2 separate regions of the Homo sapiens genome follow, and region 2 is linked to region 1. A link is a loop called in an ENCODE intact Hi-C map of the cell type or tissue named here. Cell type or tissue: CD4-positive, alpha-beta T cell. All regions are shown on one strand. Links, peaks and the distances in the headings refer to the core of each region. The heading gives the core; the rest is flanking DNA.

Region 1 (15,708 bases), core at 7,117-9,616:
GTTTGTCACCACCATAATGCATGATTTCCTATCTCATCATGAAGATGTAAGTTAGATAAAGGAGGAGTTTTGGCAGGAAGACAAAGTGCAGTGATTTATTAAAGGCCAGATGTGGTTGTTAAAAGCTTTTCTACAGAAGGCACAATTGAGTGATGTGAAATGGGAGCAAAATCACTCTGCACCCCCAGCCCGTGGTTCTTGGTGTGAGTGACATAGTTGCTTCTGGAAGCATGACAAATGAGCCACATGTTTTATTGTTGTGTACAAATTTTATGTTGGAATTTAAACAGGGTGAAAAGGGTTCACATTAGCTTATACCAGCAAAGTAGGTGTTTAAAGGAAGCTAATGAGACTAAAGGGCTGGCGATGTTTTCAGCGTGCTTAGTGCTTCATAGCAAGAACTGAAATATCTTATGTTTCTGTCAAGTTTCAAAGAGGGAAAATCCCAGCACTGTTTTAAAAAAATGAGAGTGGTTAATATGAGAATTCAAAGAAATCAGAAGCAAGTGGAGACAAGATATTACTTAAGCACTGTTGACATACATATTGCACACATCGACTTGACATATATACAATCAGATTAGATAGATGCTTCTAAGGAAAGAGGCACAATTTCTGGTTTTAGCATTATTTGCACACACAAAGCTCTGTTAAAATAATGTTAAGACATTGGAGTGTTAGAAGCTATGAGTGGTACGAAGAGTGTTTTCAAGCTTTTGGAGGAGGATAAAAAAAGAAAATGGTTGTATCTTAAAAGCTATTCTGTGGACAGAAGGTAGTGATCTTTCTGGTTTTCCTTCCTTCCTCTCCCCTTCTCTCTCTTTCCCCACTCTCTCTGCTTCTTCCTTCTTTCCCTGTCTCTACCTTCTCCCTCCTTCCCTTGCATCCCTGTAAAATGTTATACGGAGAACAGTTAAACTGTAGGATTAGGTCTGTCTGTACAGCTTGGGACCTGGAATTATACTAGACATAGGAACTTTCCTGCCTTTTCCAGTGTAGATGGAGAAATTATTCTAAATGGTATAAGTTGAAGACTTCAAAGGTTTCTAGATTAACTCTGTGAAATCAGTGAGAGCTTTGGTGGGGTTTTCCTTCCTTGTCCTCTCAGCTGAAAATATGGGGTCCTCCTATTGTTTTCTCCCATAGTACTGCAGACTTGATAGCTCTTGTAGACTTGACCATACATTGTAATTATATGTCTATTTGTAAAATCATTTGTTTAACATTTATTTCCCAGTGTTCAGTCTGTAAGTTCCACAGAGGCAAAAACTGGCCCCAAGGCCCGTCGCATTGCCTGGCACATAATGTACATTTGGAAAGTATTTGTTGAACAATCCAAAGAACCGCAGGCAGCAATACCTACATTCAGGATATCACTTGGAAAAACTAGCAAAATCCATCCAGATAAAACGTTCCCAGATTATAAATGCTCATCCACATAATCTGTGGAGCAGTTCAGATGGCTCTTTTGCAACTTTCTTAAAGTTTGGAACTTTGGAATCCAGTTAGATCTCGTTCCTTCCGAATGGGTTTTTGCCTCCTAAGCTCTCTTCATGCAATTCCAGGGACTGCCACTTGATGGCTTAGACAATTTAAAATATAAAGTGGGAAAGGTACACGTGCTTCCAACCCTGCCTAGACTCTGCTGGTTCCATTTAAATGTGTATATATACACATATATATATATGTATATATATATATACACATATATATGTATATATATATACACATATATATGTGTATATATATATACACATATATATGTATATATATATATATACACATATATATGTGTATATATATACACATATATATATATACACACATATATATATATACACATATATATATGTGTATATATATATATATACACACATATATATGTTCCTTATGACTCATACATTGAACCTTATACGGAGATGAATACAGTTGAAGTACAGGGAGTAAAGTTTCGGAGAAATAAAACACTTAGAATCAGGGCTGTATTCGTGGGTGTGAGACATGCCCAATCTCACAAGACCTGACGCTTAGAAGGGACCCACACTTGGTTTAATGCTCTGCTGTTGCTGTCTTCTTAAACATTTTTTAAAATTTTGAACAAGGGGTCCCAAGTGTTCATTATGCCACGGGCCCCATAAATTATGTAGTCAGTCTGAACTGGAATTTGTGTTACTTGAAGGTAGGTTGCTTTAGGCCTGATCTTAGCTGACCATGGCTCCTTTAGGAGTCTTTGTTTAGTGCTTGGTAGGAAGCTTGTTCCCACGGGACAAGCCTGTGGGTTAAGAGCTTGGCTTTGACTCAGACTTCCTGGGTCAAATCCTGGCTCTGCAACTGGGTCAGTTACTTAAACTTTCCAAGCCCAGTTTCCTCATTTACAAAATGGAGATGATAATAGTGTGTCTGCTTCCTAGACTTGAGTTGATTAAACTAACGTCCCAGGTGCACGTCTTAGGGCTGAGCACTGCATTTCTGCTAGGTATGGTTGCAATCATCGGGCACCACATTCCTGGTTACACCTGACACTTACTGAGCTTCCTGCTCTCTGTGGCAGCTCCAAAAGTTTCAGGATTCTTGCCCTGCTTTGATGCTCTACTGTTCCAGCACTCAAGGTTCTGTGTAGTCCGGTAGCAGAGTTCAAGTTAGACTGAACTCTAAGACTTGACTCAGCTCTGCCCTATCCCTCCTCCTGAATGAGGCTCTAGCTGCTCTTCTTTAAGCCTTCTCTTTTATGTTAGATGATTAATTAATATGGAAAGGAATTGTGTAACTAAACTTTGCATTTTTGTAACCCATCTCTGTTTCCTGGTGGGTGCAAAGATGCCTCTTATTCGATATATCATTAAAGAAACCAGTCTTTTTTTCTGCAGAGCATTTATAATATATTTTAATATAGCCAAGTCATTCATAACCAACCCCCCCATTAATTACAGGAAATTTGCGCAACATTGACCATATCAAAGGACTCTACATTATAAAGAGGAGAATACATTATTGGAGACCGATATGATGTGGGATATGATTCATTCATTCATTTAGCAATTATTTATTGAAGACTTTGTGTGTGCCAGGCAGTGTTGTACGTACTGGGAATATAACTGTTAACAAGACTGCCAAGAACCTTGCTGTTGTGTTGCTGGTATTCTAGTAGGGTACAGATACTAAACAAACAACAAAGAACAGTATCAGAGGAAAGTGCTGTGCAGAGAAATAAAACAGAATGATGAAATAAGGAGTGCCCCTGGGCCAGTTTAGATGAGGTACCCAGGTAAGGCTTCTCAGAGGAGGTGACTTTTGAGCTGAGGTCTGAATGGCAAGAAGGAGGCAGCCAGGAGCAGCTTGGAAGAGAAGCATTCCAGACTTAGGGAACAACCAGTGTTCAGACCCTGGGGTATCATGAACTGGGTGGGTCTGAGGAACAGAAAAAAGGCATACAAGATGGAGAGCAGAAACACTCAAGGCAGCAGAACTAGTTGGGGCCTGATCTTACAGACTTTGGAAACCAGGGTCGCAAGACGCCGAGCTTTATTCTTCTACCTATTACTTTAATGCTAAAAGGGAACTAGGAATCTGTTCAGTCATGAGCCAAATAATAGAATCAGTGAAACAGTCTCCAGATATTAACTAGGGGGAAGTAGATGGTTTTGTCTGGATTATCCAGTTCAATTTTTTTTTTTTTTTTTTTTTTTTTGTGACGGGGTTTCACTCTTGTTGCCCAGGCTGGAGTGCAGTGGCGCGATCTTGGCTCACCGCAACCTCTGCCTCCTGGGTTCAAGCAATTCTCCTGCCTCAGCCTCCCAAGTAGCTGGGATTACAGGCATGCTCCACCACATCCGGTTAATTTTGTATTTTTAGTAGAGACGAGGTTTCTCCATGTTGGTCAGGCTGGTCTCGAACTCCCGACCTCAGGTGATCTGCCCGTCTCGGCCTCCCAAAGTGCTGGGATTACAGGCGTTAGCCACCGCGCCCAGCCTCCAGTTCAATTCTTTCGTTAAGAGCCATAATAGTGAAAGGAGCACTGGAATTGGAGTCCCCAAACAAATCCCAGCAGTTTTGGGACGAGCCATTTAGTTTTTCCAGAGTCATCCATCTGTAAGACTGACACTACCTTTGACACAAGGGTCGGTATAATGATGAAATGGCAGCTACCTGACAAATGCAAAGTCATATACAAAATACAAAGTTGCTATTATTGATGACCCTTCAATTTGATCATCTTATCTATTAAAATGTCTATTTTTAAAACTATAAAAATGCATCTTTGATCCATTGAAGAGACTTTATATCTTACCGGGAGAAACCTAGCAGACAAATTCATGGTGGGTATAGTTACCTTTTTCCCTCATTGGTTCCTAGGCATTGCTTCACACTCACAGATAACCTGTTTGACCTTTTCTTCTAAGGTCTGGGATGTATTTAAGAACAAATGACCACTGCCTATGGAATTCTTTCTTCTAGATTTTTTGTCCAATAGCTGAATTGGATTTGAAATAGGGGAGGCTTAAAAAGGAGAGTTGACTGTTGGTTTTAAAAACGTATCTCTAAAGAGGACTCATCATTGTTCTGAGAAAACAAAAATCCGGGACTTCTAAAAATAACTGCTGATTGCCTTGGAGTTGGGCTGGTGCATATGAACAATTTACATTCTGCTCTTTGGGAGCTGGTGACTCTTCTGGAAATTGGGGCTCTTTTAGTGGACATTGTTGATGCAGGCATAGTTGGCTTTTGTTTCCATGTGCTTCTCAGAAACTCTTGCTCTGCTCCGCAGACATTTGTATGTGTCAAAGAAGTATATGGGGCTGAGTGCAGTGGCTCATGCCTGTAACCCCAACACTTTGGGAGGCCGAGGCTGGAGGATCACTTGAGCCCAGGAGTTCAACACCAGCCTGGGCAACACAGTGAGATCCCATCTCTACAAAAAATTTAAAAAATGAAAAAGAATCAGATGGGATGAGAGAGTCCATAGGTCAGGTTCTCCAAGAGTAGTTTTCAGGAGCCATGTAAGTGGCCCTAGAGATTCTGAACTTTAAAATGTTAAAACTGCTTTGATTTCACAGACACCCTTTCAAAAGATTATCTCAGATTACTGGAAGACTTTCTTGTTAAGTTTAGAGAATTTTGCATTTTGCTTAGAAATCATTTTCAAGTTTTATTAGAACATTTACTAGCAATGGTGCTAATTATTTTAAATATGACCCTGGAAATGGGCTATGTCAGCTTGAAAAGACTATTTTTAACGGAATTTGGTTTTAAAGGCAGGTTTTATAGACATTATAGTAATACCGTTGTTATCTAATTAGCATCCACTGCGTAAATGTACATGATATTAGAGAGGCAAGTATACATAAAATTATAAATTGTGACATTTTATGAGTTTTTTTTTTATTATGAGTCTTCTATAGTCATCATTACTTAACAGTGTGAAATGTGGTCTTAGACATTACATCATGTAAAGACCAGGAGACAAAAAAAAACTGAGGATCAATTTTTGATTATAATAAAGTTTTAGTATGAGGCATTTCTGAATATGTGTCATGAATATGAGTCATGATTTTCACACCAAACCTGACCTATTATGATTATGCTTCAACTTCATGGGGTTTTCAGTATTTAAATTCTAAACCCAATTCTAAGGTTTCAAAATGATTCACATTCAAACCTACTTTTATGTTTTATAATTAAATAAGAAAATATTGCTTATACCTACATTTTTATTATTCTTGGGCATATTATAATTATTTCTTTAATTTCACCAATAAAATAGCCCATTTCTTCATTAGTAAATTATCAGGCTATCTCAATAAAAAAATTAGTTTGAATGTGGCTTGCCATCTCAAAGAGTCATTTCAGTTTGGAATTTTCTCACTTTTTTCATTTGTTCTTTTTGTAAAATGTGAAGATACTTTCTAGGTAAATTAATCCCTTCCAAACGGTAAAATAACTTTCTTCTTGGAAAGAGTTATTACAGTCTTATTCTTTACAATCTTAAATACCACTTAGGTTAGCGTGAACAATACATGAAAAAAATTACACTAGTTAAAAAAAGAATGATTGCGACCTAGGCCAAGTGCATTGCAATTATATGTTCATGGAAAAGTGAGCTTTCTACTGGGAAGAGCACGATATAGATGCCCATGAAATTTCCAAAGTTTAAGTATTTTTGTAAATTAGGTTGTTCCTAGTTAAACAGGTGGCTTTAAAGGCTGGTTTCACTGTTGTTTTAATCATAGTTTAGTTACCATGGAGAAATATGCAAGTTAGCATTTATACACAGAAGTGAAATTTATGCTGCATAGATAATAGCCTAAATTTAGCTTGACTTAAGTTTACCACTTCCTTTTTTTTAAACAAAAAGAATAGTAATATATCACATATATCCATTAACAAGTTAATTTCTTTAAACGCGACTGTTATATTTTTAGAGAATTTCTTTTCTTAAGCCTCAGACACCTCTGTCACTGTGACCTCTTCCAGTGCTGAGTATAATGTAACATATTACATCAGATTTGCTCTAATTGTTTCACCCTTAGGTTTAATAAAACACTTTGCTGAGTTTAAAATCAGTTATGTGGTGAAAAAGTAATGTTTGGACACATTGCATCTAGTTGAGTTTTATAAAGGACTATTATTTTCTACTGAAAATCTTTAGGAAATGTGCCATGCTGATAGGACCAATCTGATATCATAACCCAACGATAATTTTGATTAGATATGTTTTCTAAAGAAAATTCAGAGACAGGTCTATTTCTAATGAACTGTTTTGATCTTAATGCCTTCTTCACTGAGTAATAGATTTTTCACTCTGAATTAAGATGTTCGTCTGTGTGGAATCCAGCATCCGTGAGCTGTCTTTCCTGCTTTACCCTGTACCCCTGAACGAAGGCTAAGTTTTCAAGGACAAATGTAGTAAAAGTGTCCTGATCCAACATGAGGTCCCCCAGCACAGAGAGAGAGCAGCAGATCCCTTTCAACACCAGCTGTTCTCACAGATATAGATTGCTGCAGTGAAATTTTCTTAATATAATTCAGGAAGCTCTAGAGAATTCTCCAAAACAACTGTGCCAACAAGGAAAATGTTGAATTTTTCATCAGCTGCCCAATGCTGAGAGTTAGTGGGCAATCCGTTCATTCATGACCAGATGTTCAGTGTAGTAACGCTCCGCAGTTAACTTGAACCTTGTGGCCTGTTTACCATTGGCTGCAAGGACATTGGCAGCAACCTGGCATTGGAGAATTGAGGCCCGCACAAGCGAAAGACCGAAGTGTGTGTCTGTGGCTTCCTGGTTTTCACCAGCGACCAGACAAGGTAGGGAATGATGAAAGAAAGGAAAGACATCACATCAATCATTTTGGAGGTGGGAGAATTTGCTATATGATTGTGTCTTGGGGGAACAGTAGGCAAATTCTTAAACTCATTTTTATTTGGAAAGAAAGGCAGTCTTTGTTTATTTAGTTAGGCAGATTTTTCAACCTATGTCTAAACCATGAAACTTTTTGTAGTGGGGGCAAGTAGGCATGGGTGGTTAAGACAGTAAGAAAAAGATTTCTAAATTTAAACTGGAGGAAGTCAATAAAATTGACTCTTAATATTGAAACCTGACAAAGTCCAATCTAGAATTGGAAATATGTGATATTTTTGTTTTAGGTGAGTGTTATTATTACAAGTGGAGAATACTTAGATCTTCCATTCATACAGATTCATCATTTCCTTCATATACATGTTTGGAGGCCATGACATTTTTGTGAGCTCTTTGAAGTAATGATGTTCAGCGGGAGGGGGAACTTAGATGGAGCAGGAGTTTTTGAACAAACAATTTGATTTTTTACTTTGAAAAGGATTTTGCCTGCAAATAATTAACAGTGTTTAATTCTGGATTTGCAACAGGCCAGGCCTGGGGAGGGCAGAGTTTGATAACGTGAGGCTTGTCTCAGATGGGGGGCTCATCTCTTCCTGACTACACGGCACTGCACAAGAATTTGAACTGTTTATTTCAAAGCAGCATGCACAAAGGAACTTTTAAAATCTTTCTTATTTAACCGTTTTTAACTTGGGCCACGTCTGCAAGAAGTTGCCATGTCTGCAAGAAGTTGGCCTTTGTTTACTTGAAACTGGAACAGAATGTCATCATGGAATAAACCTTTCGCTTTTTGGAGACTTGGATTGTTTTTCTCTTCCTATAGAATTCTTGACTGCCCCCCCCAACCCCCCTCCCCACCACACACACACACATCCTTACTGACGCCCATCCATGAGGCACAACTGTAACTTGCAGGACCTTTTAAGCAGAAGCCTTGCAGTAAGGATATTTGCTTTGGCAGAGCTTTCTGCCTTTGGTTTACAAAGTTGCAGTGAACACTTCCTTTGCATTTCCTGCTTACAGAGAAGGTGGGTTGCATGTCGCACTGAGATATGGAAATTCCTCATGACTCCATTTCAAGCCTGAACCTCTTGGCCCTTAGAATCCCACTGCTGAAGTATGTGTTTCTTTTGTCTGGGTGATTTTTTCTTTTTCTGAAAAGTCCCTTGGCTTGTTGACTTAGAAAGAGGAGGTTTTGAGTTACAGCAGGTCCTGACTTAGGGCTGCTGGGATGCAAGGTGAAGGCATTGCGTTGTTTTCCTGGATGCTAACTTGCTGATAGAAAAGTGAGAACCAGTTTACAGTAGCTCTGACACTACTGTTACCTTTCTGCAGTCCTCTCCAGCTGCTCCGAGCCCTTCGATGCCTTCGCCATGCACACAGTTTGTTCTTGGGTGTGAAAGCAAATAGTATTTGAGTTGGCAGCGACTTCTCTTTCAGTGGAGTTTGCTGCCTCGGCAAGAAACCGCAGCCTGAGCTTTCTGCTGCTGAAGGTTTCCACTGGCAGGATGGCCTTTTCCCACATTTCCTTGGTTTGAGGAAACAGATTTTTGAACTTTTTTTTTTTTTTTTAAAGACAGAATGCCAACATTTAACAGCTGGAGTCAGTATAATTTATGGTTTTCACTTTATGTTCTTGTGGATGTATAAAAATTAAAAATCCACAATTATTATTAAATTATGCAAGTTTTTGCAAAAAAAGTGATTAAAAATAGAACCTCTGTTATGAGGCATTCAAGAAAGTCATTGTTACCTAAACAGGTATTCTCAATTATTCTATCTTTAATGGTTTTTAATTGTTGTAATTTACTCATATTCTCTTGCATCTCTCAGAGGAGATGTTTCTGAAAGCTCTTCGTGTTTTCTTTGAGGAGCAAGTAGGAGTTTGTTCATTTGAACCACTTCAGTTTTTTTCCACCTTATTTAATTTATTTTATTATATTTGTTTTGTACACGTCGTTGTGTTCATCCTCACTTCAGGTAACCCTTACTGCAACAGCACTTATAAAAGCAAAGCAGTCATAAACCTGCTACCTATCGAGATGATCCTGTGCCAAGAGGAACGCAGGTGTCGCTCATGAAAGTGATGCAGGCCTTTGTGAGCCACAGACCCTCCCTTGTAGGAAAGCCTCAGTTTTCCTACATTTCCTTTAGGTGAAATTTATAACCCGCCCCCCCCGGCCCCCCCCCCCCCCGCCGCTTACAGATATAGCATATGGAGTCCTAATTGATTGGAGGCCTCACTGAATTTGCACCATATCGGAATCAGGAAATGAATGCAGTCAGCCAATAAAAAGTGATGGAATGTTGCCTCAAGATATGTAATATTTTTGTCCTATCAGTACACAAATACTAAATTTTTTTTGGTTATTTAAAAATTTCTAATGATAGAGATAAAGATTCTGAGAACCTTTATTAACATCCTCCCAAAGCCACACCTTTAGTTAAAAAGTAGCTCTGACATTTTTGTTATCTCGATTTCTCAGAAAATAAAATAGGAAGTGAAAAGGCCATTCTACTTGGTACAGTGTGTTACTATAAAGACCATTCGCTCTACACGTTAGATTTAGGGTCAGAACATTAGCTGTGATGAATAGCTAGGGACAAAATTTTTCTTTTCTTTTCAAGGATAGTGGCAGTTAATCATTTTTATCTGTCCGCCTTGTAGACTTGATTAGATTTATTATGTATGCCGCATGTTTATGGCATTTTTATTATATGTTGTTAATTTGTTGTAACTGCCACTATGTTTTTTTCTTCTTCCCTTTTTCTCCCTTGAGCACCCTTGAAAGCAACTAAGTGTTACCTTGTGCTTTAGGAAACTTCATTTAATTTTTCATTTTAATAAAAGCCCTAATAGTCAACAGGTTAAAAAAATAATAACCGGTGTTACAATGTGTATCTTCAGATAAAAGGAAAATTTGTACTTAACGTTAATTTTGAATTCTTATGTTTTCTGATGTTGATGAAGTAATGCATGTTCGGGTAGATTTAGAGAATACACGGCTATAAAAACATTTCACCTGAAACCTAGAAGGGCGAGCTGCGGAACGTGCACTAAACTATAATTTTCTTCATTAGTAGAAAGCCATCTATATAGTTTTCAAATCACTGCTAGGTAAGACAATTGGGCCGTTTAACATTTAAGCTGCTTAAAAAGTCACGCAGTTGAATGATGCATTTAGAACATCTTTTTTAGCTTACTAGCTCTCAGAATGGATATGGAATCTGTTAAATATAGAGGCCATTCTTTAAATAAGGCCGACAGTTAAAATTGGGAAGCCAGAGAATTAGATTGGAAATGATTTACGATGAGTCTACAGGACATTAAAAAAAATAAAGTTAGAAAAGGAAATCCACTGGCTGCATTGGCTATATTACAGCAGAGAATTTTTACTTTTCATCCCTTTTGAATTGGCTGGATATATGGGTAATGCATAGAAACAGACTTTCGGGAAAAATTGACAGAACTTTTCTTTTTATTATATGTTCTGGCATTGGTTTGGTATTGGCATCGTAAGCCTCTGACTATAACCAAGTCAGTTTCTTGTTTTGACAGTTACAAACTTTTTTTCAATAACAGAGAACCACCCATTCTCTTAAGAGCATTAGACGTTGAAATAAATAGAAGCTGGATTGAACAACGACTTTGTTTGTGTCATGCCGCATGAACACATGGGTCCTTAATAAATACCATTTGAAGATGACACATGGGTGTGGTTATTGAGTTTATAATGTGTAATCATCACACATGCATATATCGCTTTTAAGAATTGTTATGCATTCGTTCATACGCACAGCAAGAAGTTGATACATTTTTATGGAAAAAAACCAATGTGAATTCAAAGAGACAGATTACAGACAATATTAAGTCATTCAGGTGTGAAGTGGTTTCACTGATGCTAAAACTTGTTATGATGGCTCATTAAAACATCTGAAATCCTTACTTATAATGAGAAAGAGAAAGAAATACAATTTTAGATGTCTTAGCTATAAAATCCTTAATTATTCCAATTGTAGCAATACAATATTGAGTTAATCAAGAAAAAGGGATATATTTACTAACTAATGGTGGAAGACTTCAAGGTGATGAAGTTATTAACCCAGTTTTAGACTTTGGTGTTCTGAGAGATGCACTATGCCCCATTGTGTGCACGAGACCAGCATTTGATTCCAGTACCTCCTGCCCTATTCTGATGTTTATGTAGGCAACTTTGAAAAAGCAAAAGTTCATATTCAAATTCTGTCCTTAGGAATAAAGTGTCGAAAGAAATAAGATATTTTGTTACCGTCATGAAGCATTTCAGCTAGAGCTTGCTGAAAATATAAACATTAGATATTTGGGTTAGGGGATTTCTGGCTCATGGCAGCTGGGTGAATAAGCAACAAAGTCTAAAAATCTTGGTGCTCAGAGCAATGAACAATTCCTTTGGTTGGTACACAGAGCTCATAGAGGAGAAAAGAGAAAATATTAGTAGGTTGGAAAGGTAGCTGATGTAAGATGGAGAACCTCAAATTCAGAGTTAAGGAGTAAAGAATTCAGTAACATTAATTAATATTAATATTAAATACTAATGGCAGATAACATTTGCTATGGGCAAGGCATCAAGCTTAGTGGTTGACAATTCATTGTATTATTTTACTGGTAATAAGCTTCCAAGGAAGGTGATTCTTTTTTTTTTTTTTTTTTTTGAGACGGAATCTTGCTTTGTCAACAGGCTAGAGTGCAGTGGCACCATCTTGGCTCACTGTAACCTCTGCCTCCCGGGTTCAGGTGATTCTCTTGCCTCAGCCTCCCGAGTAGCTGGGACTACAGGCATGCGCTACCACGCCCAGCTAATTTTTTTGTATTTTTAGTAGAGACGGGGTTTCACCATAATGGCCAGGATGGTCTTGATCTTTTGAGGTCGTGATCTGCCCACCTTGGCCTCCCAAAGTAATGGGATTACAGGCATGAGCCACCGCACAGGGCGTGATTCTATTATTATGCGTAGTTAACAGAGATGAGAAGACTGAGTCTTGGAAAAGTCATGTGATCTTACCCTGGGCACGCAATGGTCAGATGGAGCCAAGATTTCAAATTAGACTCTGTGGCTTAAGAATCAGCCTTTTGAGGACTGACTCTATTGCCAGTGGGCACAACCAGGGATTTTTGAGCAGAGGAGTCTCTGGTCAGAACTGTGCTCTGGGATAATTCATCTGTCATATTTCAAAGCAATGTAGTGAGGAGCCCAGATAGGAGGAAATTGTGATGTTCTGAAGAGCGGCAACTACAGTCTGCAGTTGAGTGTTTGATGAGATTGGAAAGGCAGTGATGGAGAGGTCCCAAAATCCTTAACGTTTTGGGCGGTACTTGGTGTGAAAGACAGATGATTGGGAGAATGGAGTTGGTATTCTTATCCCTTGCTAATGGAAGAGGAGAGAGGGCAGGCTGGGAAGGGATGAGCTGAGGTTTGGATGTGGCTTGAGGTGCAGACGTTAATTTCAGGCAGAGTCTTTTGGAAGGTGATGAAATACACATTGAACTAGAGGTTACGAAGATAGTCAGGGCTGGAGATGTGGATCTGAAGCCACAGAAGCCAGTAGAAAGAGTGAGACTGGTACATTTAGAGAGGTGCGGGGAAAAGAAAGTGGCTGGAGAAGGAGACCACGATATAAATCAGTCTTAGGAGATAAAGAAAAATCTTTCTGCACATTGGAGATGACAGATTTGTAGGCCATGCTTCAGACACATACCTATACATATTCATGTTTGTATACATATTCATGTACATATTTATATATGTATTCCTATATACATTCATATGTATTACTGTGTGTGTTTGTATATGTATCTTATTCATGAGCATGCGCTGTTCTCTTATGCTCACATATGTATTCTTGGGAGCCTTTCCCACCTCAGCAAGTGGGGAGAGGAAGAGTGGGGTAGGCGTCAGTCTCTCCCCAGAGCAGCTGATTGGGGCAGGTTCTGCTCCCTGCTGCTGCAGTTTGAGAGCAGTAGAGGGAAAATGGGGTTTACTTTGTGTACGTGTGGTTCAGGCCAACACGCAGAATTTTATACCCCTCAAAATGCATTCCTCCACAGAAGCCTGGCAACTTTAAATGCTCTAGTAAATGTTAGGTGATTTATAATACAGTTTTAAAGAATTCAGCAAGATTACCATTCTATTGTGAAATAAGGGCTGACAGTGTGGTCAGTAAATGTGTTAACTTTTCATTTGGGTTGGTATGTCTCTCCTTTGCAAATCCATTCATCTGCCGAAATGCATATGAGAAGCATTGCTTTTGCCAATGAAGGATTGCAGTTAGGATTTTTTTTTTTTTTTACTTCCTTTTCCCGTGCCCCTTCTTAATTACTAAGAAGGTTAACAGCACACACTTCAGGGTCACTGATGTTGTGTTGTGTTCTGTTTTTGTTTTTCCTGTAGCCAAAGAAATGCTGTATTATTGCTCAAGTCTGTTTTGTGTTGTTGATTGAAGGGCTGAGAGAGTGCCCGTTTCTTTTTCTTTCAAGATACCACTAAGTGATTTCCTTTCAGGGTTCTAGAAAATGTGTCACCCTGACAAAAATTGCCTTCCCATGCTAGTAGCCTTAAGCTTCTACTTCTTAATTCCTTACATGGCCATTTCCTAAATGGTTAGAGTTATTTGGAACACCTTAAAATTAAAAAGCTTTCATTGCCACCCACTCCACCACTCAGACTGCCAGTGATATGAAATTCACCTGAACCCTTTACAGTTGGTGACAATTGTTTTAGGAAAATATATGTGATAAGATGCTGCAGGTCCTCATACCAGTGTCAACTCAGAATGTCGTTCACATTTCTTCTGAGAGTCTCCAATTGGCCACATTACTGAGAGCTTTGTCATAATGCTTTAAGTCATTTATCAGCTGAGGTCACTTTGACTTTTGAGATTCTAATAAAATTGGCTTGAACTTTTATCTTATACCCTGTGGGAATTCCAATGAGCATTTCTGGAGGCTTTGTTTTCGTGGTGGATTTTTGTTAGAGAACTCTTGATATTCCTTGTTTCCGTTGCTTTTCTCTCTTCTCTCAGAGTTAGAAATTAGCTTCTTTCCACAATTTCCTTCCACACAGCTCACACAGACCGTGGAAGTTTAGGGAGTTGGAGGAAGTTTGCATCAGAGAAATTTGGAAGGATGTTTAACAGCCTGTTTGTTTGTTGGTTTGTTTGTTTGTTTGTTTGTTTGTTTTGCTGAGACGGAGTCCCACTCTGTTGCCCAGATTGCAACGGGCGATCTCAGCTCACTGCAACCTCCACCTCTGGGGGTTCAAGCGATTCTCCTGCCTCAGCCTCCCACATAACTGGGACTACAGGCTTACACCACCATGCCTGGCTAATTTTTTTGTATTTTTAGTAGAGGCAGGGTTACACCACGTTGGCCAGGCTGGTCTGGGACTCCTGCCTCAGGTGATCCGCCCACCTCAGCCTCCCAAAGTGCTGGGATTACAGGCGTGAGCCACCGCGCCCGCCAGCCTTGTATGTTTGCACATACATAGTTGTCTCTGAAGAGCTTTCTCTATACATCATGACCTCCAAATTGCCTGACTTACCCTCTTTTATCTATCTTCTCACCTCTCATTCTTCTGGTTTCTGTTACCAACTCATGTTTCTTAAAAACGGCAATTTAGTTTTCTCTTTCTGTCTCACCATTTCCTTCCAAACCAGGTTCAAGGGGGCCTGGTCTTCCATGTTTCAAGCGATGTGTCAAGGATGAGCTGACTAGTAAAATGATCTTTTTAGTTAAGTACATGTGCACAGACACCCCTGCTTTTTCTCCCTCCACTCTCTCTCCCATAAATGTAGCAAAAACTGAAGCTACTTTGCATAGAAAAAGACATATTAAGGTTTTACCTATTTTGACTGGACCTGCCACCCTCTATTCTTTTCATGTATTTCCCTTTAATCAAATAGGTTGATTCAAAGTGCATGCCCTAAATACCAACATTTTCTCATTGATACTTATTTTCTGATACTAGACCAACAATGTCTGCCCTAAATCCTAGGGCCCAAAACCAAAATCTCAGCCTCACAGCATTTTATTGTTGCCATTGGTTATGCAGTCTTCCTTGTAAAGTTTGACACTTTATATGTCATTCTTTAATCGAGTCTTCTCTGATAATGAATTCTTCCCCTTCCCCTAGAAATTAAGGATGCCAAAGAAAGGGTAAAGTGGTGCTGTTTGATGCAGAGCTAGCGGAAAGCATTTGCTGTTAGAGAGCCACCTGGAGCTGGCCCATCTTCTCATGTCAGTTTACCATAATAATGTCAGCCAGCATGGGTATCTCATAATTAGATGAGGAACATCAGGCAGTTTCCTGATGGTGTT
Region 2 (15,708 bases), core at 7,107-9,606, 53 kb after region 1:
GCCTGCTCTCAGCAGTGCTGAAAGGAAATACAACAGCAAAACTTTGCTTTTCTTGGGAAGCTCTTCTCTTTGGAATGGAGAACTCTGGGTGGCTCTTCTTATTTTGTTTTCATCGCCAAAATAAGCAGGGATCTTGCATAACACCAGGGTAGGAAAAAAGAAGTAATTTTAAGGGAAACATATGTTCATGTTGAGAAAAAGGCAGTTAGAACTGGACAAGGGATAGTGGCCCACAAAGCTAAAGGCATCTTTTCAATTCAGTTAGGAAACCAGGTTTTGATCTTTTTGGTATATATATGTGTGTGTGTGTGTGTGTGTGTGTGTGTGTGTGTGTGTGTGTGTGTATATATATTTGAGACAGATTCTCTCTCTGTCACTGAGGCTGGAGTTCAGTGGCACAGTCTTGGCTCACTGCAACCTCTGCCTTCTGGGTTCAAGCAATCTTCCTGCCTCAGCCTCCCGAGTAGCTGGGACTACAGGTGTGCACCACCACACCCAGCGAATTTTTGTATTTTTAGTAGAGACATGGTTTCACCATGTTGGCCAGTATGATCTCGATCTCCTGACTTTGAGATCTGCCTGCCTTGGCCTCCCAAAGTGCTGGGATTACAGGCGTGAGCCACCACACCCAGCCTTTTTTGGTATATTTTATAAAATGAAAAATAAGTTGCTTCCCTGTATCCCCAAATATTTTCTTTGATTCAATTACAAATGAATCTTGGGACACCAAGGCTTATAAACTAGTTAGTTGATATATGCAGTATAGAATGTGTCTAGTTCTGTATTTGTTAAATTATTTTCCTATGATCTTAGCACTAAGTAATGTTCCTGGAAATCATTTCATTTAAGATGCCTGCCCTAATCTGAAGTCAGAGCTAAAATGATCCAAATATGATTTTTTTTTTAATTGAGACGGACTCTCGCTCTTTCCCCCAGGCTGGACTGCAATGGCACATCTCAGCTCACTGCAACCTCTGCCAGGTTCAAGCCATTCTCGTGCCTCAGCCTCCCAAGTAGCTGGACTACAGGTGCATGCCACTATGCCTGGCTAATTTTTTTGTATTTTTAGTGCACAGGGGGTTTCGCCATGTTGGTCAGTCTGGTCTCAAACTCCTGACCTCAGGTGATCTGCCCATCTTGACCTCCCAAAGTGCTGGGATTACAGGCGTGAGCCACAGTACCCAGCTTCAAATATGATTCTTATTTGGTCTGATTTTTGGAGAAGAGAAATCCGGGTATTAAAATGGACCAAAGATGTCTACTTTAGCTGTTTGGCTGATTAGTGGACATATTATTTGTCGTTTTAACTGATTCCAAATTATGTCTGTTGATAGAAACAGCAGACACTAGTGTTTCACACTGTTTGTGGGTGGCAAGTTTTGAAAATGCAGCTAATTTGCAAAACGACAGAAGAATAGAAAAAAAGATAGAAAAAAATTCCTTAAGGTTTTCCATTCAACTATTCTCAAAGTATGAACATTTTAGGGTTAGGGGAAACTCTAGCAGAGTTCTTCTTTCCTCATTATAAATTAAATACTCGTATCCCTAAAACGTAGCTGTGAAGGAGGGAAGGTCCTGGAACATTCTTAGTACTGATATGCGTATGCAATGCCACAACCAGAGAGATGGCGGATGTACTCACACAACTGGTTGAGGGCAAGGGCCAACAGGACTGTGGGATAGTGCCCAGATGGGAAGGCCTTGGTTGCGCCTGGAACTGTTTCTATATGTAGTTCTTTGCTGCATGTACAAAAAAATATATCCAAACAGAGATCTATTTAAGACCAATGAAAAAACCCGGCTCTTAAAGAGTCCTGCTTTCCTTAGTGTTGACACCAGTAGGTTTGGAAACTGTGACAGGGTAGATCCAGGCTTGCATTTAATCTGTTTGATTCAGAAAATCTAATTGAACGCCAGGCGTGATGGGCTCAATGCCTGTAATCCCAGCACATTGGGAGGCCAAGGCGGGCAGATCACTTAAGGTCAGGAGTTCGAGAGCAGTCTAGGCTTTGTGAAATCGCATCTCTACAAAAATTAGTCAGGTGTGGTGGTACACACCTGTAGTCTCAGAGGCAGGAGAATTGCTTGAACCCAGGAGGCTGAGGTTGCAGTGAGCCGAGATCACTCCACTGTACTCCAGCCTGGGTGACAAAGTGAGACTACATCTCAAAAAAAAAAAAAAAAAAATCTAATTGAGATTTAAAAACTCATAGTAGGGGGAAAAAAAGAACTTATCTTCCCCGCCCCGTAACCCAACAAAAAAGGACACAAAGCCATTTAAAGTGTAAGATTATTCTTAGATATTGGTGTAAGATCCAGCTATTTTATTTAGTTCAGTCCTTTCTCTCCTAGAGGCCTCAAAGGGCATCGTCAGTAGCACCTGAGTCATTTGACTGTTGGAAACACTAAGTTAAAGAAAAAAAAATCAATGTATGCACATAAGAAGAGGAATTTTGAATTACATTTCCTTTTAGTCCTTAGAGTAGGCTACATTCTGTTGTTTTTCTAGTGTTTTTGTCCTTTGGGATGAAACTATAAATGGTGGCAGATGCCATCTCTATGTTAGTGAGAAGTAGGAAGGACCTCAGGGAAAGTGTCAGAGCAAACTGGAAATCCCAGAAGTTTTGTTTAATAATTATAATCTGGCCATTTGTTCTGTGTGACAGCTACTTTTATAAGCAATATACTAGCACCATCTTACTGAGTTCTTGTAAGTACTATGAAGTAGCTCCTCTTACCACCTTCATGTTACAGGTGAATAAAGTGAGGCTCAGAGAGATTGCCTATTATTAAATTGCCTAGAGTTACAGAAGAAGTAACCCAAACTGAATACAATCTGTCATTTAGTTAACAGTAATATGTCAATGCTAATTTCCTGGTTCTGATACTGTATACAGCTGTACAAGATGTCACCGTTGGGGAAAACTGGATGAAGGGTATATGGGTATTGTACTATTTTTGCAACTTCTTGTGGTCTGTAATTATTTCAAAATTTAAAAAAAGAAAGAGGTAGATTTTAGACTTGGATCAAGGTCTGTTTGCTTTTTTTTTTTTAGACGGAGTCTCTGTCACCCAGGCTGGAGTGCAATGGCGTGATCTCGGCTCACTGCAGCCTCCACCTCCCCGGTTTAAGCAGTTCTCCTGTCTCAGCCTCCTAAGTAGCTGGAACTACAGGAGTCTGCCACCACGACCGGCTAATTTTTGTATTTTTAGTAGAGATGGGGTTTCACCTTGTTGGTCAGGCTGGTCTCGAACTCCTGATCAGGCTGTTCTCGAACTCCTGACCTCAGGTGATCCACCTGCCTCGATCTCTCAAAGTGCTGGGATTACAGGTGTGAGCCACTATGTGCGGCCTGTTTGCTTTTATAATCCAGATTTTTCACTGCTTTGCCTTCTTAGATCATTTGACTAGGAATAATATGGTCTCTGTTCCACTATCTTTATAGGGTTTGAGTTTTCAGGTCTCTCAGACCACATCACATGGTTTCCTATAAGTCCCTTGTGATTTCAGGAATAAAGATTCATCCTTGATTTATGAAATGATTTGTAAAATAGATTGTAATTAATTCCTGATGTGTACATGGAACCTCATGTGGACATCTAGAAAAGAGAATGGCAGTAGTAACCCAAAGATTTAGTAGCTTGCAGCATGTAAATCTGATAAGCGGCAAAAAAGTTAAATTCATAAGACTAGTTATGTAGCAGAAAAAAACATAAGATTCAAATTCAGAAGCCTGTGTTTTAAAGCTGTATTTTTGGCTAACTTGTTATGTGATCTCAGTTTCCTCACTTAGGAAATCATTGAGAAGCGACTCATGCATGTTCTACCACAAGCTTCCATGGATAAATAACTTTGAAACATTCCAGATAATACAACTTCAAACCTTTGTCTTTACTGAGTGAAAATGATTGCTGTAGAAGTCGTTCAGTCTTACGACTGGAGAGTCAAGCTCTAGGATATGTTGGTGGATCTGTTAACCAGTTGATTAAATCCTAGTAATATTTTATTTCAAATCTTTCTTCTTTGTTTTTCTTTTTCTTTTGAGACGGAGTCTCACTCTGTTGCCCAGGCTGGAGTGCAGTGGCACAATCTTAGCTCACAGCAACCTCCGCCTACTGGGTTCAAGTGATTCTCCTGCTTCAGCCTCCCGAGTAGCTGGGATTACAGGCTGGTCGAACTCCTGACCTCAGGTGATCCACCCGCCTCTGCCTCCCAAAGTGCTAGGATTACAGGCATTAGCCACCACGCCTTGCCTCTTCTTTTTAAATATAGGTATTTACAGCTATAAATTTCCCTCTGAGTACTGCTTTATCTGTACCTCATAAGTTTTAGTATGTCTTCATTTTCATTCATCTCAAAGTATTTTCTAATCTCCTTTAATTCGTTGGTTATATAGGAGTGTATAGTTTAATCTCCACTTGTTTATGGATTTCCCACATTTTTTTGTTACTGATTTCTAATTTCATTTCTTTGTAATTGGATAACATACTTTTAAATTTACTGAGCCATGTTTTATGGTTCAGAATATGGTATATCCTGGAGAGTGTCCTTGAGAAGAGTGTATATTCTGTTGTCATTAGGTGGAAGTTGCTATGGATGGATGTCTGGTTGGTTGGTTCCTAGGCCTGGTTGGTTCCTAGTGTTGTTCATGCCTTCTATTTCCTTGCTGATCTTCTGCCTCATTCTGTCCAGGATTGGTAGGTGGAGTATTGAAGTCTCCAGCTATTATTCTGGAGTTGTCTATTTCTCCTGTCAGCTCTGTCAGTTTTGCTTCATATATTTTGGGGTTCTGTTTTTAGGTGAAGATTTTCTCAAAGCAAGCAAAAGAAAACTCTTCTTATGTTACCCACTCTCAGAACTTCATTCAGCTTTAGTGTTTAAGAATTAAAACACTCTCTGAAAAAGTTTAGTTTTATAGTGGCTCCCTGACATTGATGGAGACATTTAGGCCATATTTACACAGGTAAAGAGAGATGAGGGATTGGTGGCTTTATTTAATCAATATATTAATTTTTTTTATTGTGGGCAGCTGGTAGGGTCCAATTGAGGCCAAACCAACATTAACTTCAGTAGCAGATGACTGGGAGCTTTGATTTACCCAGATCATTGTTTCGTCTCCACTATTCACTTACTCTGTGTAGACATGGACTAACTCAATACAAACATGTTCCATGGGAAAAAATATGCTTTTTATTTTTTTTAAGAAATAAGAATAAAATGCAATTTTCTTGTTGCTAAATCTCTGACTCTACAGCCCTTTCTGTGTGGAGGCCACGTGGCAAACTCCAGGTGCATCTGTCATACAGAAATTGCTTTTCCCCCCAAAATACAGAAATGTGAAATAAACCAATTTGGGCACAAGTAGTGTATGCTAGATTTACTTAGTATCTGTCAAACATCTCCATACACTCAATGTATTAGGACAAATCAAAGAGTTATAACTGTCTAGTTTCTGCACAAATACATATATAGTTTCTACTTAGACACTGATGCTACTGATTGATTATTTTTGCTAACAGTGCTATGGCCAAACACTTAATTTGTTCCTTTTCAGCAGTATTGTAAATTTGTTCTAGACATATGTCAGTGGGAAAATAGGGGGGCAGGGGGTTATCTACGCAAGCACCCATGCACACACACAGGTACATACACATATGCATCAAAAGATACTTCCTCACTTAAAGATGTTTAAAAGGGTATTTACTTTGACATGAAATAATTCTTCAGCCTTTTTATTATTGTTAAACATCTTTTGGTGTTTATGAGCAATAAAATAGTTTAGCCACGACTGTATATTCACTATGAATGAAACATGGTTTTTCAGAAGAGATTTTACATGTATGTTAAAGCCATTTTCTTTTCTTGTCATTTATGTGAATGGTCCATAGATTGGATTGCTAGTGGAAGAAGCCATGTGATTCTGTATCTTAACTTTCTCTCAGAGAGGAATTATCGTCTTTGTCATTTTGTTTCAATGTGCTACCTCCCTACCTGCTGGGTTTCCCAACAGCCGTCAGCTAACTATTCTTGTACCATACTGCTACCAGCATTCCTGGTTCACAAATATGAAGTAAACAGAAAATCTTGCTAATTTGAGCCCAGTAGGAACCTTAACGCTGTAATGAGGGACTAATTTTGAAAGCAGAGAGACATCTCTTACAAAATTAGAGCCCAATTTTTTAATGATCTTAAATAACTAATTGAGAGTAAGAATGGTATTTAAGAAAGAGTGAGACACTGATACGCTGAAGAGTTACAACAAGGAGAGGAGACTCCTCCAGGAGCCCTAGTAATTATACAGTCTTCCTTCGTTGCCACCAATGCTAATCTGAGTGTGGGAATGATAATGTACCTTAGAGGACAGGTTTGTGGTTGAAATGCTCTTGATAGATTTTGACAAATTAAACAGTGGTAAAGATGTTTGGAAGTTATCCAGGTCCTTACCATTATTTATGTCAGTGAACTAGAAATCAGTGGTTAATTTGCAGTTCTTATAATTTTTATGATACTTGTGTTGTTGTAAATTTAGCCGTGTGCGGCATCAACTCAGCAGGATACATTTTATGTTGTCAGCTACCTTTTGACATCATAATAGATTTCATTTGCCAAATCTTTCTCGATAGAATAAAATGTAAAAGAGAGCTGAAGAGAATATTTGGATCATATCCAGACACTAGTAAACATATGATGGACTTTCTGAGATCAGAAGGCTCAGATATGGAATAGGGGGAGAAATTAGACCCTGTTAGTGGTTTTCTTTTTCTTCTTTTTCCCCTTAAACCATCCTAGTGTTCTTTGCTAGATAGGCATCTTTTATCTTGACTCAAAGCTAGTGTGTTTCTTAGCGTGTGGTACCTTGCACAATTACCAAAGTATAATTTAGTTACTGCTTTTCCACACCTTTTAACCATTAATGCACCTTTGTTAGTGTCTTCTTTATTGCACTGGATCGCAAGTTCTGTAGTCCTATTTTTTTTCTCATTATGTTTTTATATCCATTATATTATTTTAAAGAAAAATATTGGCCAGGCATAGTGTCTCATGCCTGTAATCCCAGCACTTTGGGAGGCCGAGGCGGGTTCAGGAGTTCGAGACCATCCTGGCTTAATAGGGTGAAACCCCGCCTCTACGAAAAATACAAAAAAATTAGCTGGGCATGGTGGCGGGCCCCTGTAGTCCCAGCTACTTGGGAGGCTGGGGCAGGAGAATGGCATGGACCTGGGAGATGGAGCTTGCAGTGAGCCGAGATTGCCTGGGTGACAGAGTGAGACTCCGTCTCAAAGAAAAAATTTATACTCTCCTGGGATAATTAAAGACTCGGGTTGGAAAGGCATTTTGTAGTTAAGATGTTTTGTTTCTCCATCCTTTTTCTTTAGGTTATTCAAATCCGTCCCTCATAATTATCCACTTTCTATAACACTGACCCTTGTCCTGCTAATAACCGAAGAGGATTAGTGGACACCCCTGCCTTTGTACCTATTTGTTCTCTGAGATTCTTTGTTTTGACCTCTAAGTAATTTCTTTTTAGGCCCTCTGCTCTTTATGTAACACATGTTTTTGCAGATCTCACTTTGATCTGTGTGAACATATAGCCTCCCATTTCTCTTATGTCATTTATCCTGCTTAGAAACATTTTATGAGAGCATAAGCCATGCTTTCATTTTTTCCTTTCGTACACCTCTTTCGAATCTCTTCAGAGGAAATTCCTCCTTAATACTTACTATGAGCTCAGCAGCAGTACAGAGGTATGATGACTGTGACCTAAGGATGTCCAGCCCTGTGAAACGAGCGCTTCCTCGTCCTCCTTGTGTATAACGGAGGTACATATCTTGAGTCCCTTGTTTGGAGTGTCTGTCTGGCATGGATGCTGCTGCTCCACTCTGCCATAGCCTTCTCTGTTCCCAATGTCTAATAAATGTTTAATGATAATTGAAATGATTAGTTATCAATCCATAATGGAGAAGAGCTTATTAACCTTTTCTGATCACAGCTACATTATCCTTGAGATGAAAGTTTTTGCTACCATGTACCAGCAACTGGAAGTCAGATCCATTGGACTGATTGGGGTCCCTGCTGTGTCATGGCATAAAATGGTTTCATATCATTGATCAATCTTCTGGAAGGTATATGCCCTTTGTTATTACTTCAAAGAATAGCCAATATTTCTATATTTGAGATAATATATGTATAGCTATGTAATGTATTTGGGGGCCTGCACTTTCAATATTTTTATAAAGTAGAACAGTTATAGAAAACTACCCACCCACTCCCAACTATACACATGCTCGCGCACAGATCAGTTCTGAACCAGATGTCCTATTTCCATACTGTATAAAAGGTAGCCATTGTCTACTGAGCACTGCAGATGTGGCTAGTATAACTGAGGGACTAAATTTTACCTAATTTTAAATTTCCGTTTTAATAGCCATATGTGGCTACTGTATTAAGTTGCATTCATATATATGTATTTGTATATATTTACATAAAAATTGTTTTAAGGCAGGGAACCTTGCCACCCAAATCAAGAAATTGAACTTAGCCACCTTGAAGTTTCTCCTGTGTCCTGTTCCACTCACAGCCCTTTCCAAAAACAACTCATGTTTTTACTTTTATCATAATCATTTCCATTTGTTAATTATTTGATCACCTACATGTGCATCCTTAGACACCACAGTTTAATATTGTCCACTTTTTAAATGTTTGATATGTCTTTTAAGTTTCTTAATCTGAAGATTTCCTGTCTATGCCTTTCTTTTCTTTGTACTTTACCACCTTTCAGAGATCCCTGGCCCCCTGAGCTGTAGGGTTCCCCAGAGCCTGGAAGTTGCTGATTGCATCCTCAGTTCAACATGTCCCTCTGCCTTCTCTATCTCCTGCACATTGGCAAGCTGGATCCAGAGGCTCATGTTTGATCCCTTCAGCACAACTCTAGGTGGTGTTGTGTTCTTTCATTTGTGAGGGATATAATATCTTATTGTCTTCCTTTTTGTGATATTGACGGTCATTAATCCTTACTGCCTAGATCCATTAATTCACTGGGAGATGCAACACGGTGATATTCTAATTCTACTTACTAGCTGGGATGCTTTTGTAATTTTATTCTTCATCTACTCTTTAGTTACCCAGTGGTACTGTTCATTTAGGTAATACAGGATAAATGTCGAATTCTTTCCCTCTATTTACTAAGTTTCAAAATAATGAGTTGACTCGCTCTCCTTTTCTGAAAGTAACCATTAAATTTTCATGTTTTTATCGAACACATGGACACAGGGAGGGGAACCTCACACACTGGGGCCTATCGGGGGGTGGAGGGCAAGGGGAGGGAGAGCATTAGGACAAATACCTAATGCATGTGGGGCTTAAAATCTAGATGTCTGGTTGATAGGTGCAGCAAACCACCATGGCACACGTATACCTGTGTAACCTGCACATTCTGCACATGTATCCCAGAACTTACAGTAAAATAAAAATAAAATAAACTAAAAATTTTTTATGTTTTTATAAACTATAAATTTAAACATGTTAGTAGATTTCAATTTATTGCATTTTTTAAACTTTTATTGAAGATCAAATTGTCTGTCTTTCATGAGTGTAACTTCTTTGCATTCGCTCCTCTGTCCTTCTGATATGACCCTACGGTCTTTCATAGCTTCTTTGCTCCCTGCTATGACAGAATGTTTCAGACTCACCTTGTACCTTTTTTTTTTTTTTTTTTTTTTTTTTTTTTTTTGAGATGGAGTTTCGCTGTTATTGCCCAGGCTGGAGTGCAATGGCACGATCTTGGTCCACTGCAACCTCCGCCTCCGCCTCCACCCCCGCCTGAGTCTCCTACCTTAGCCTCCTGAGTAGCTGGAATTACAGGTGCACGCCAACAAGTCCAGCTAATTTTTGTATTATTTGTAGAGACGGGGTTTCACCACGTTGGCCAAGCTGGTCTCAAACTCCTGAACTCAGGTGATCCACCTGCCTCGGCCTCCCAAAGTGCTAAGATTATAAGCGTGAGCCACCACGCCTGGCCACCTTGTACATTTCTTACCTGAGAATTGAAATCAACCATTTATCTAGAAACCCATTTCTTTTAGTGGGAATTTGTGTTTCAAGACAATTATCTTAGCGCTAACAGTGCTCCTTGTTGTGAGTGTGTCCAGGCCTCATGAGTTCATCCTGATATTTCCATTTCATAATCAGGATTACAGGGCTTTTATTTAACCTCCTATTTATTACATCTTTATCTCCTTTCTTCCATGCTGACAGTTTTGGTTCTCGAGAACAAAGGGGATGGTAGCATTAGAATATCCCATAATTGCCCATCTGCTTATTTCTCTACCTTACACACAACAGTCTTAGAATAACAATACTAAATACTTCCACTACCAGTTATGATTAGCAAGAAGAGTAAACATTTTATTACATATGCTATCCCTAGTCTAACTCCATTATTATGTTTTTTTTTTTGAAGACAGGATATTGCTGTGTTGCCCAGGCTGGAGCGCCGTGGCACGATTATAGCTCACTGTAATTTCGAACTCCTGGGCTCAAGTGATCCTCCCACCTCAGCCTCTGTTGTAGCTGGGACTACAGGTATGTGCCACCATGCCTGGCTAATGATTTTTAATTTTTAATTTAATTTAATTTAATTTTTTTGTAGAGGTGGGGTCTCACTAGGTTTCCCAGGCTGATCTTGAACTCCTGGCCCCAAGTGATCCTCCCACCTTGGCTGCCCAAAGTGCTAGGATTACAAGTGTGAGCCACTCACTCTTTGCATTATTTTTTGATAGTTGTATTAGATTTGCATTTTCAGGACATTTAGCCATTTATATGATACTCTCCCCCTTTTAACTCTAACCCTATTGTACTTTTTAGTAATACAGGTATGTTCAGTGCTCAGTACCAGTTCTTCAGTCCTTATGTCAATGTCTGTAGTCATTTTGTCTAAACTTCATTTCTGTTAGATTTTTTGGAAAAGGCTCATGGGTACTGTATTCCCTGAATTCTTGAATTTTCGTAACAGTTTGCTGTGTTCTTTATACTTAAACCACAATCTTTACTGAATTAAAAATGTTGCCTCACATTTTTTCTTTGCATATCTTAAATATGTTACTCCTTTTTCTTCTGGCATAATAAGTCTTAAGTCCAGTAATTTTATTAGATTATATCTTAGTGTCGGTCATTTGGAGCAAATATGCTTCAGTGTCCAGGGTCCTTTTGCAATATGTAGTTTCAGAATATTTTTTTAATTTCAGGAATGTTTCTTTGAATTATAGTTTTAGGTATTTGGACAATTTTCTTCCTTTGCTTTCCTCTCCAGGGATTCCTACTTTTTTTTCTTTCTTCTTTTAGTTTTGAGCTTTGTCACCCAGGCTGGAGTACAGTAGCATGATCTTGGCTCGCTGCAACCTGTGCCTCCCAGGTTCAAACGATTCTCATGCCTCAGCCTCCTGAGTAGCTGGGACTACAGGCATGTGCCACCACGCCTGGCTAATTTTTGTCTTTTTAGTAGAGACAGAATTTCGCCATGTTGACCAGGCTGGTCTTGAACTCCTGGGCTCAAGCAGTCCTCCCACCTTGGCCTCACAAAGTGGTGGGATAACAGGCGTGAGCCACCACACCTGACCCAGGGATTCCTATTTTCTATATGTTGGATCTCCTTTACCTGTCTTCAGTATTCGATACTTTCCCTTAAATCCTTCTCTCTCTCTTAATTTCTGTTTGATTTTGTTTTTCATTTTAACCTTCTAGTTTTTTTTAAAGCGTTATTTGTTGTATCTATTTGCTATCTGTCCCTCTAGTGTATTTTCTTATTTCTAGAATGATTTTTCTTTTTTTCAAGTTTATTCTTTCTTCCCCCATTTCTCAGCCAGTCGAATTCTTATTTATGTAATTCTTTTTTGTTTATTTTCTTTTGTTTTGTTTTTTTAAGATAGGGTCTCACTCTGTCATTCAGGCTGAAGTGCAGTGGTGCCATTTCAGCTCACTGCAACCTGTGCCCCCAGGCTCAAGCGATCCTCCCACCTCAGCCTCCTAAATAGCTGGGATCACAGGCACGCACCACCACACCCAGCTATTTCTTTGTATTTTTTTGTGGGGACAGCGTCTCGCCATCTTGCCCTGGCTGGCTTCAAACTCGTGAGTGCAAGTGATCCTCCCACCTCGGCCTCCCAAAGTGCTGGGATTACAGGTGTGAGCCACTGTACGTGGCTTGATTTATGTAATTCTTTCAGGCCGTATATCTTATTCTTAATGTCTTTTAGCTCATTTTGAAGTAATAGGTTACAGACAAGTAATGACATGTCTGATAAATGCTTTCATTTTGTGTAAGATGTTATTCTGTTCCTTTTTTTTTATCACTTTGTATAGAATTTTACCTCAAAATTTTTATATTGCTCATTTTTACGTGAAAGTGATTTTTCTGAACTTTTAGCAGGGTGGCTGTATTAAGAGAGATCTTCTAATTCCTTAGAGCTCTCTCTCTTTTGGGTTACTTTCTACTACTTGGCTACTGGCATGCTTTCTAAAATATCTTTACTGTATTCTTCTCTACTTTGGGGAGGCCTTTCTCTTATCTTTCCTCTTGGTTTTCTCTGTCCTTTTTGATTTTGATTCTGTTGCCAGGAGTTTTTCCTCAGTGTGGAGTCCTATGCTAGAATGGAGACCTCACAGCCCAGTTTTGAGAGTTCATAAGCACTAGACTCCTCCCAGCTCTGCAGACTTTTCTTAATACGGGCCCTTTGCTCTGACCCTTTGTTGGAACGGGAAATACCCCACAGCCCTAAGTTCAGCTGCTATTTTAAACTTGGCTCACCATACTGTCCATTTAGTACTTATTGGCAATACTGGGGTTCTTTTTCTCAGTTCTTTCCGTTGCTGCATTGCCGCCCTCTGCTTCTTCCCACCTAGGTGCTACTATTCTGTAGGACTTGAGGCTAGTCTTAGCTTTTCCACATCTGTTGTATTACAGTGTTCAAAGTGACACTGGTCACTTGATTTTATTTTTTACTTTTTTGAGATAGAGTCTTGCCCTGTTGCCCAGGCTGGAGTGCAGTGGCATGATCTCAGCACACTGCAACCTCCACCTCCCAGGTTCAAGTGATTCCCCTGCCTCAGCCTCCCGAGTAGCTGTGATTAATTACAGGCACGTGCCACCATGCCTGGCCAATTTTTATATTTTTAGTCAAGACAGAGTTTCACTATTTTGGCCAGGCTAGTCTCAAACTCCTGACCTCAAGTGATCCACCCACCTCAGCCTCCTAAAGTGCTGGTGTGTCCGGAATTGGTGGGTTCTTGGTCTCACTGACTTCAAGAATGAAGCCGCGGACCCTCGCTGTGAGTGTTACAGTTCTTCAAGGCGGCATGTCCGGAGTTTCTTCTTTCTGATGTTCGGATGTGTTTGGAGTTTCTTCCTTCTGGTGGGTTCGTGGTCTCGCTGGCTCAGGCGTGAAGCTGCAGACCTTCGCGGTGAGCGTTACAGCTCTTAAGGCGGCGCGTCTGGAGTTGTTCATTCCTCCCGGTGGGTTCGTAGTCTCGCTGGCTTCAGGAGTGAAGCTGCGGTGAGTGTTACAGCTCATAAAGGCAGTGTGGACCCAAAGAGTGAGCAATAGCAAGATTTATTGCAAACAGCGAAAGAACAAAGCTTCCACAGTATGGAAGGGGACCCAAGCGGGTTGCCACTGCTGGCTCGGGCAGCCTGCTTTTTATTTCTCTATGTGGCCCCACCCACATCCTGCTGATTGGTCCATTTTACAAAGAGCCAGTTGGTCTGTTTTACAGAGAGCTGATTGGTCCATGTTGACAGGGTGCTGATTGGTGCATTTACAATCCCTGAACTAGACACAAAAGTTCTCCACCTCCCCACTAGATTAGCTAGATACAGAGTGTTGATTGGTGTATTTACAAACCCTGAGCTAGACACAGGGTGCTGATTGGTGTGTTGACAAACCTTGAGGTAGACACAGAGTACTGATTGGCGTATTTACAATCCCTTAGCTAGACATAAAGGTTCTCCAAGTCTCCACCAGATTAACTAGATGCAGAGTGCCGATTGGTCCAGTCACAAACCCTGAGCTAGACACAGGGTGCTGATTGGTGTATTTACAAACCTTGAGCTAGATACAGAGTGCTGATTGGTGTATTTACAATCCCTTAGCTAGACGTGAAGATTCTCCAAGTCCCCACTAGACTCAGGAGCCCAGTTGGCTTCACCCAGTGGATCCCGCACCGGGGCCGCAGGTGGAGCTGCGTGCCAGTCCCGCGCCGTGCGCCCGCACTCCTCAGCCCTTGGGCGGTCGATGGGACTGGGTGCCGTGGAGCAGGGAGCGGCGCTTGTCGGGGAGGCTTGGGCTGCGCAGGAGCCCATGGCGGGGGGTGGGGAGGGGGGAGGCTCAGGCATGGAAGGCTGCAGGTCCTAAGCCCTGCCCCGCGGGGAGGCAGCTAAGGCCCAGGGAGAAATTGAGCACAGCAGCTGCTGGCCCAGGTGCTAAGCCCCTCACTGCCCCAGGCTTGCGGGCCAGCTGGCCACTCCAAGTGCGGGGCCGCCGAGCCCACTCACCCCAGAACTCGCGCTGGCCCACAAGCACCCTGCGCAGCCCCAGTTCCCGCCCACACCTCTCTCTCCACACCTCCCCACAAGCTGAGGGAGCCGTCTCCGGCCTTGGCTAGCCCAGAAAGGGCCTCCCACAGTGCAGCGGCGGGCTGAAGGGCCCCTCAAGCGCGGCCAGAGTGGGCACCAAGGCCGAGGAGGCACCCAGAGCAAGCGAGGGCTGCGAGGGCTGCCAGCACGCTGTCACCTCTCACTGGGATTACAGGTGGGAGCCACTGTGCCTGGCCTGATTTTCTTATATGTTTGTTTGCTTGTGGATTTTTGGTTTTGCTCTCTAGTTGCTCTGTATGTTTTTATGTGGGGACTCAGCAAGATTCAAAAACTGTGCTTCTGCAAACTCTGCCTCTCTCTTTTGTAATATAAGTTCTACCTGAGGCTTTATCAAGCACATTTTTCCATGTCACTAAATGTTGCCACATAACCTTATTTTTAATGGCTGCATAATATTCCACTACTGCATGAATGTAACATAATTTATTAAGGCAATCTACTATTATTGGGCACTCATGTCTTAATTGCACTTAATGCAAATTTCTTTTAGTTATAAATTTGTCCACAGATTCTTTACCAGTTTTTCTCCCTTCTGTAGGTTTTGTGGATTAAAGTAAGCACAGCAAAAATAGGGCTGTTTGCTGAACCGCTGACTTCCACTTCTTTATTTTTGTTCATTCCTATGGTCAATATCGATGCATTTCAAACTCAAATGTGTGGACTGTCATCTTCTCAAAGGATGTTTTTTTCTGACATGACGCTTTAATTATATGAAAAGTTTTATAAAAACATAGAAGTGACTTACAATATTTTATATGTAATGAATTGTTTATATTGATAAGATTAAAATCACAAGAAAGTAGAAATGCTCTTAAAAATGTGGGATCATTGTGCCTTAGAGTTAAGAAAACCTTTGCCCAATGAAGAAAAAGTAGAAAGCAAAGGAGAATGTTAAAGTACATATCACACAGCATTTTATGCTGGTTTTATGTCAGCCTGAGAAGTGATATTGTGTGCTTCAGCTTTGAAGCATAGCAGGAGGAAGAGTTATACATGTTATTACATGTATAAGTTCATGTTTTTTCTTTTCTTTTCTTTCTGCTTTTCTTTTGAAACAGGT

The links. Hi-C counts contacts between places; a loop is a spot of excess contacts. Peaks named below come from ENCODE experiments on the same cell type or tissue, not always from the same donor. Only the 100,000 strongest peaks of a DNase experiment are listed, where the experiment ranks them.
Region 2: a loop joins it to region 1, with 1.9 times the contacts of the local background. A loop is called at or near these places in 3 of 110 quality-filtered maps.

What each region holds. Positions count from the first base shown.
Region 1 is chr3:71,383,081-71,398,788 of GRCh38, reverse strand. All of the region lies in intron 3 of FOXP1 (forkhead box P1), which reads left to right. Among named protein-coding and RNA genes, the nearest start is that of FOXP1-AS1, 100 kb to the right of the region's middle. RefSeq lists enhancers at 1-1,113, 6,457-6,536 and a silencer at 8,217-8,511. In CD4-positive, alpha-beta T cell, for the core only: no CTCF peak of the experiment used is centred there; DNase peaks (open chromatin) are centred at 8,448 and 8,578; H3K4me3 peaks cover 675 bases; H3K27ac peaks cover 1,948 bases.
Region 2 is chr3:71,330,034-71,345,741 of GRCh38, reverse strand. All of the region lies in intron 4 of FOXP1 (forkhead box P1), which reads left to right. It overlaps LOC124906248 (a long non-coding RNA gene), which reads right to left and starts at 7,812. Exons shown (of 4, transcript XR_007095957.1): 1 at 7,723-7,812. In CD4-positive, alpha-beta T cell, for the core only: no CTCF peak of the experiment used is centred there; no DNase peak of the experiment used is centred there.